Linked DNA regions of Homo sapiens: region 2 is linked to region 1. The links are chromatin loops, found by intact Hi-C in ENCODE. Cell type or tissue: mammary epithelial cell. All regions are shown on one strand.

Region 1 (4,000 bases):
TAAACAAAATAATAAGAGCAACAGAAAATAATAAAGGAATCTTCATTCATAAGTAAATTAGTAAATCACCAAAATCCCTTACTAAAGAATCTGAAACATATTTACCAATTACAATAATACTTCCTCAAAATAAAAGGAAGGGGCTCAGCTTTGGCATATAGCTTCCCTAATTAAGAGTAAGATGCTGTTTGGGAAGAAAGTAAGGAATACTCCTAAAAATTCTTTACTTGGAGATAGGATCTTTTGCAATTTGAATGAGTTTCAGGAGTAATGTGGGTCACCATTTTGGATTTCTTAGACCATCAGCTCGGTGAGGTCAGGAACCATAATGTTTTTGTTAACAACTTTATCCCCAGTTTCTGGTACATAGTAAAGGCTGAATAAATATTTGTTGAATAAATGCCTGGAGTTGTTTCCCCTCCCACATAATGGCAAAAGTGGAAGGAGAAATGAAATGGCCATGTCATTTTAATTTAACCCAATCTAGTTTCACAACTAGTAAGAAACAACTGCTCAGCCACAAAGCAAAGTTAGCCAAACAGACATAAGTAAATATTTATCCATAAAACAAAACTATGAACCTAAGAGCACAACACTGATATGGGAACCTGCCAGGATGACCTGAACTAATCCCTCTAAAATGAAGGAGCAGCCAAACTCTGGGAGAGTTAAGGTTTGAAATTACTAAATCTCATGCTTTTAATCATTGTGTTAGGCTGCAATATTTTCTAAAGAAGACGAATTAATCTTCCCAATGACTAAATTACAATAACATACTTGTTGAAGGTAACATTTTACTAAAATACTGTTTTGCTCTTCTAAATGGCCCCAAATTAATCAGAATAACTTTTCTGATGCAAAATCCACAGGTTTAATAAAAAATTGGTGATACAGGTTACCTCTTAAGAGACCGTGAAATAGCTACTTGAGACAGTCAGGAAGTCAGTGTGGAACATTATAAAGATCTGAACCCAACTGTGTCTTATGCATTAAGCAGTCACAGAGTTCCACTGGGATTTAGAATGGACTCCGGATCTGATGACCTTGCCTTCCAAGAATATTTTTCCACATCTTAAATTCTATACTTGTTGTCAAGATCCAAGCTCATCAAAATTCATGACTCATTTAACAATAAAATCAATTCATTTGTCTTTATTTTATTACCTTATCTGTGTGGGAAAACTAAATTAGAGTCTTGTGTCAGCCAAGATCTTCAAGCAGAAGCCTATTTGATACGGACGTAGGGGATAAATAATAGTAGGTCTGGCCTACCTGTTAAACAACCAAAAATTACTCTAATGTAAGAAAGTTACATTGATTAGATTACTAAGATAACACTTACTAAGATTAGATTACTAAGACAACACATTACTAAGAAGTGAAAGGCTTGGAGCCATCATTCTACTTTGACAAAGGCTAGGGACAAAGGCTGTTCTGGGTCTTTGGCATCAGAAAGAAGCTCTTGGATGTTCTCTGAAGTATCAATATTAGCTATCCTAGCTTCAATTACCTTCATTCTCCATGTGGCTCTCTTCTAGTTTCAAATTTCCAAGAAAGAGAATTGGGTTGGTCCAACTTAAATTAGACATCTTTATCCTTGGTAAATCACCCTGGCAAGAGTTTCTTTGAGGCAGGAGGTGGTAGTGGCACAAACATAGCTATAGGGTAGAACTGTGAGCTGAGTCATTGCTCCAGTACATATTACTGCAGGGGGATGACCACGTGGTCAGTGCATGTGTTTGTGGGGGTAGAAGGAGATAGTGTTAAATTATTCTTGGAACGTGGCTTAACCACTGTTGGGTTTGCTCTATGACAAAATCAAGTGGCATAGTCATATCTGACTGATATGAATCAGCAAAATGGAAATGGGGCGAATTCTGCAGCCTTGACCTATGACTAGGTTTCAGTATTAGAGTTCTTTCCACCCTCTTTAAGCTCGTGTTGATAGAAACAGCCATCATATTTTCTTTGCTTCACATTTCTCAGGGTTACTTCATAAGAAGTGAGAGCTGATTTCCCATTGACTCATGCATTTCCATATTTAGCTCATTAGGTGCAGGAAGTCTACATCTTGTTGGTTCAATGTTTTCATTAGGAATTAGAAATTTTCAGCAATTACTTGCTGGACAATGCACAATCATATCTATATCTTTTACTCAAAATGGTATCTTCTGAACTTACATTCCAACATCTTGTAATTTTCAAATCTTTCCCATTTGTAAGGTGAAATGATCATAGTAATATACTTGTAAAACTTCCCTTATACATGAATATCAGAAAATATATGTGGCAAAGTGTTTTAGTTATCTATTGATTCATAATATTTTATTTCAGAATTGTCTCAAAAAACTCACACATTTATTATCTCATTCCATTTATTATCTCACTCTGTGGATCAGGAATGCAAGTACGCTTACATGAGGTTGTAGCGATGGTGTCAACTGACACTATGGTCGCATTTGAAGGCTCAGCTGAGAGGGGAAATATTTCCTAGCTCCCTCACATGGTTGTTGATAGGATTCAGTTTCTCATGGGGTATTGAACTGATGACCTCAGCTCTTTACTGGCTGTTGGCTAGAAGCCTCGCCTGTCCCTTGTTAAATGATTATCTTCTTAGGGAAGCTATGAAAAAAATCTCCATGCTAGTTGGCTTTTCTTAGAGTGAGCAAGTGAGAGAGCAAGAGGGTGCCAGGACAGAAGCCACAATGTCTTTTTATCCTAATCTTGTAAGTGACATCTCATCACTTACTTCTGCCACATTCTATTCATTAGAAGTGAGTCACTAAATTCAACCCACACTCAAAAGGAGGGGAACTCCAGGAAACAGAAATCATTGAGAGTTCTGTTAGAGGCTGCCAGCCACACCAGGGAACTGGAATTACAGGTATATTCTGACATTTAAGAAACAAAAGAAAATCATGAGATAAAGAATAATAAGGTAACAACATTCAAATCGAGGAGACTGAGAAAAAAAATGAAAGGAGTTTACTATTATGATTCTATTAACCAAGAAGAAAAGTAGTTTGATTAAAAAGACAGATTTTCATTGGCAAGCATGAAGAATTTCACATTTACATCAAATATTCACTTGGCCACAGATTTTTGTATTAATTTGAAGAGTGTGCTTAGCTGCCCTCTATAATGGGCAGCTTCCCAAAATGACTTGTGCTGATCAACAAAAAGAGTTAAGTAAATATACTGTCAATAAAGAGAAGCCTTGTAAAAGAAACTCAAAATGAAAAATACAAGGAAAATGTGAAAAAATTAACATTTTTAACAAAGCAAGTTTATAAGAAAGATACATAGGGAAAAAAGGCAACAATTTAATCAACTTACACTGTACAAAAGCAAAGTATTTTATTTCAAGAGATACTGGGCTTTTTCAGCTTTACAGGAAACTGGCCAATTATACCTCTTCATATGAAAAACAAAGATAACCAAGTCCCATGAAGATAAGCCTGGATAGACTGTATTTAGATACATTAACCTTCTTAATGAACTACAGACAGTCCCTGAATTAAATGATTTTTTTTTTTTTTACTTTATGGTGGTTCAAAAGCAATACACATTCAGGAGAAACTAGACTTCCAATACTTATACAACCATTCTGTTTTTCACTTTCAGTGAACTATTCAATAAATTACAGGAGATATTCAACACTTTATTAGAAAATAGGCTTGATGTTATATGATTTTGCCCAAATGTAGGCCAATATAAGTGTTCTGAACACATTTAAGGTAGGGTAGGCTAAATTATGATGTTTGCTAGGTTAGGTGTATTCGATGCATTTTCATCTTATATATTTTCAACTTGCAATGAGTTTATCAGGACATAACCGCAACATAAGTCAAGGAGCATCTATACTCTGATATGGATACCCAAAATGAAAGCTGTATGGGATGGGTGGTATAGCTGAGAAATAAACATAGAAAAAGAAAATGAACAGACACTGGAAGGCCAACTCAAAATATCCCATTTGGATATGTAAAAGTCAAAAAGA
Region 2 (4,000 bases), 120 kb before region 1:
CAATCCCTTCAGTTTTTAAGGTTTTTGAATAACATTTTATTTTAAAGGTAGAAAACAAAATTATTTTTAAAATAAGCATATTTATATTTACATGATTTAAAAATGTTAATTATTGTAATAATAAGGATCACAAGTCATGCCAACAAATTTTCCCATTTTAGTATGTAATTCTTTGTTTTTTTCTAAAAGTGATATATAAAATTGAATTTCTGCACCGAAGAATATAATTAGAAACATGCCTTTTCACAGATGTGGACAGTGAGATGTAGAATACTGAGCCAAAACAACATGACCAAGGAGACATACACTTCTCAGTGGCAGGAGAGTATCTGACAGCAATAAAGGTTTACATGAATGAATATTTATTATGTCCCTAAGCACTTTACATGGATTATCTATGGTATAAGTAATAGTATTACCTCATTTTACAGAGGAGGAAACTGAGGCACTGAGTAGTACTTGCCTAAAGTGGTAGAGTGGAGCCTGAACCCAGGCACTTTCTTATTCTTAACAGTCATCATATCTTGTTTAAGGCTTTTCTACTTTGAATGGAATGTTAACTCTTTTATGGGAGGAACCACATCTAATATTTCTAACATATTTTTCAAATTGCCTTTCCTAGAACTGGTGCCTTGTAGATGTGCAATAACAATTTGTTTCTTAATTGATATTAGCGTCATCTAGGTACATAAGCAAAAACTCACTATGAAGATCATAGTTCAATTTCTAAAAAATGGCCTCACTGAAATGTATAATGTTACTTAAGTTTATCTCTTTAACATAACTATTGGGTGCTTTAAAAAATATCTGAAAGTGTAGCTGCACCAGAAACTTTCTGGAAACAATGGATATAAAACTTGCTTTAAGAAATATAGTGAAGAAGATAGATCTCATGTTAAGTGTTTTGATCACAATAAAAACAAACAAAAAGAAATATAGCAAAACATCAGAGACTAAATATTTTAAGTAATTCAAAATAAATTAAAAAAAATAAAAATTAATAACTAAGCATTATTATTTTATTATAATATTGACTGAATCTAAATTAAATGTCTGATATCCAAACTTCATTGAAATGGCTACCTGGAATAGTTCTGAAATTTGGGGCTGTTGTGAAATTTGCTATAAAGTATAATGTTTAAAAAAAAAGTACTTCCAACATGGTAGAATCATTTGTGCCCAAATCTCTTCTCCACCATCCTACTGTTGCCATGCATATGCCATCAAATTAGACTAAAATTCTCACTGTATACATAACTAAAAGATTCCATTGTAGAGTTAAGGAGTGGAAGGAGAGGGAAGAATGCAGGCTGAGAAAAAAGGAATCAGTATCTCTTAAAAGCAGTCAAAACATCTACATCATCAGAGAGCAGTCCTGTCTGCCTTTTTTGTTAGAGCATTGATTCATCATAGAAGCTAAAAGACACCTTCAGACATTAGAGAAGGATCTACTGGTCAGATAAGTTACTGTGGACCTTGGGGGAAGTAGATGATATCACTCCTGCCCAGGATGTTGGAACTAGGATAGAAATGGCTTGGGATGTGTTGATAAGTATAGCTCAACTGGAGCCAGTTTTTACCTACTGCATTCTTCCTTAGCCCAAAGGAAAGTAGTTATTTCCTAATGGTTTTTCAAAAAAAGTTTAATGTCATTAAATTCACAAAAGTTTTATATTCTAAATATTTGAGCTATTTATTGTATAACCAACCATTCCAAAACATATTGGCTTGAGACTACAATTTATTATTTGTTATGATTTTGCACATGGGCTGGGTCAGAGAGTTGGTTCCTCTACTCCCCAAGGTATCAACTGAGCTGATCATGTGACTAAATTCCACTGGTGGCTCAAATGAGGATGGAACACCAAGATGGCCCCACTCACATTGTATGGCAGTTGATGCTGACTGCTGTGTGTGGTGCCTCTCATCCTCCAGGGCCTTTCTTCCCATGTTACTTCCCCAGGTGCATAACCCAGGCTTCCTTACATGGTAGCTGGCTTCTGAGAGAGGTCAAGATGAGGAACTGCACAGCATCTTAAGGACTAGGCCTGAGAGTTACATATGTCCCCTCTACAACATTCTATGAGTTAAGGCAAGTCACCAGGGCCAACTCAGATTCAGTGAGTCTGATGAGATCAATAGAGAAGTCATATTGAAAAAGGACTTGTAGGATGGGAGGGCTTGTTGCTTTCATCTTTGGAACACTCCCATACCAAATAAAAGTAGTTGTGCAATAAATCTGAACTCTAGTTCAATACTATGCATGACTGTTTCCCTGTGGGGAATAGGATGAGTAATGATTTAGTCAGATGAGCATCTGCTTTCCATTGATGCAGTTCATTTTATTATGCAAATTCAGTGAATACAAAAGATATCTTCTTAGCCTTTGCATAAAAGTTTACTCTGAAGAGATCAGATAGGTCATTGAAGGCCCTCAATTCACTCATTTCTTCTTCTAATGAGTAAATACTGATAGACCACAAATTATAGGCTGTGTCAAGGGAAAAATCGAGGTCTGGCTAAAATTTTTATTACCTTGGTATGGCTTAGTGTTAATTTTCTCTAGCCAAAGTCATTAAATGAGCTAATATACCTATTTTGTATCACTAGGAAAATTTAAAATCAATAACTAGAAAAACAAAATAAAGCAAATAAAAGGCACTTTTTATGTATAATTATAGATTAAAATTAGGTGCATTTTTGTATGTGTTTTGTTTTTTGGCTGTTCATGATCTAAATCTGTTCATATGTCAAAGAATCCCTCATTATTCACATTTTGGTGGGGAGCGAAACTCAGCCTTCCCCTTGGCAGTTGACAAGGGTTACATATTATCTCTCCTGGCCATTAATGGCTGGATTGTTGGCACATGACCTAGGCCTGGCACAGACACACCAGCTCTAGAGGAAGTATGCAAAGATGCATACTTTCACTTAGAAATTGCTCATGGTGATGAGGATAAAGTGCAGAAACCCTGGGCATGTCCTTAGCTGAAGATGAATGAGGATGATCCAGGGTGAGGATGCCCCCAGACCATGCCTAGGTGTCCTGCTGCCCAGCTCCTTTAATTCCTGAGAAGTTTTTTAGCCTCAGGGGTTTTCTGAGTCTGGTTGTTTGGCCTTCCAATCTCATTTCAATAAATTATTTCTCTGCTTAAGTTATTTAGAACCAAGTAATATTGTAGTTTTACAACTATAAATTGTTCCACCTGACTAGGCAGGTGGAAAGTTTATTCATTTTACAAATAGTTATTGAAGAATTAATATGTAACAGGCACTGTACATACAGCATTAAAATAAATAAATAAATAGACAAAATCTTCTCCCCTCACAGAGCTGCGTTCTAGTCAGGGATCTGGGACAACACAACAGGAAGAAAACAAATAACAAATAAACAAGTCAAATGTACAGTATGTGATATTTACTATGGAATGCTCTGGAGAAAATGAAGCAGGGAAGGGGGACAGAGTGTTGGGGAGGGGCATTCGGTCAATGGGGGTTTTGACATTTTAAATAGCATGATTACAGGGCCTTCACCGAGAAGATAGCAGTTGAGCAAGGGAAGTAACTAACGGCTGAGTCAGAAGTGTGCCTGATGTTTCTGTGAAGAGAAGGAAGCCAGTGTGATTGGAGTAGCAGAAGAGACTAGAAGATGGGGATGAAGAAGGAATCGGGTGAGAGCAAAGGAAGGCCGTGAAGCCATTGTCAGAAATTTGTCCTTTATCCTGACTGAGCAGAAGAAACACTGAAGGATTTTGAGCAGAGGCATGTCTTGATTTCATTTCATTTTTAGAGGTATAGATAATTCAGGCTGCTATTTTGAGACTCGACTGAGAAGAGGTGTGTACTGGTAAGTGTAAAAGTGGAGAGACCACTAAATTACCTCAATACTTCCGGTTAACAGATATTAGGGACTTGGTCTAGAAACAGTGAGAATCGGATTTGTTTATTTGTTTTTTCCACTCTGGTTGCTTTTAATGTTAATTTAGTGAGTTTAGGAAAT

Evidence for each region. Peaks named below come from ENCODE experiments on the same cell type or tissue, not always from the same donor. Only the 100,000 strongest peaks of a DNase experiment are listed, where the experiment ranks them.
Region 2: a loop joins it to region 1, with 7 times the contacts of the local background. A loop is called at or near these places in 1 of 110 quality-filtered maps.

What each region holds. Positions count from the first base shown.
Region 1 is chr12:88,297,642-88,301,641 of GRCh38, reverse strand. No RefSeq gene overlaps it. Among named protein-coding and RNA genes, the nearest start is that of TMTC3, 160 kb to the right of the region's middle. In mammary epithelial cell, no CTCF peak of the experiment used is centred here; DNase peaks (open chromatin) are centred at 1,811 and 2,801; H3K27ac peaks cover 2,354 bases.
Region 2 is chr12:88,418,897-88,422,896 of GRCh38, reverse strand. It overlaps LOC124902978 (a long non-coding RNA gene), which reads left to right and starts at 3,618. Exons shown (of 2, transcript XR_007063396.1): 1 at 3,618-3,847. RefSeq lists a silencer at 3,498-3,698. In mammary epithelial cell, no CTCF peak of the experiment used is centred here; a DNase peak (open chromatin) is centred at 2,276.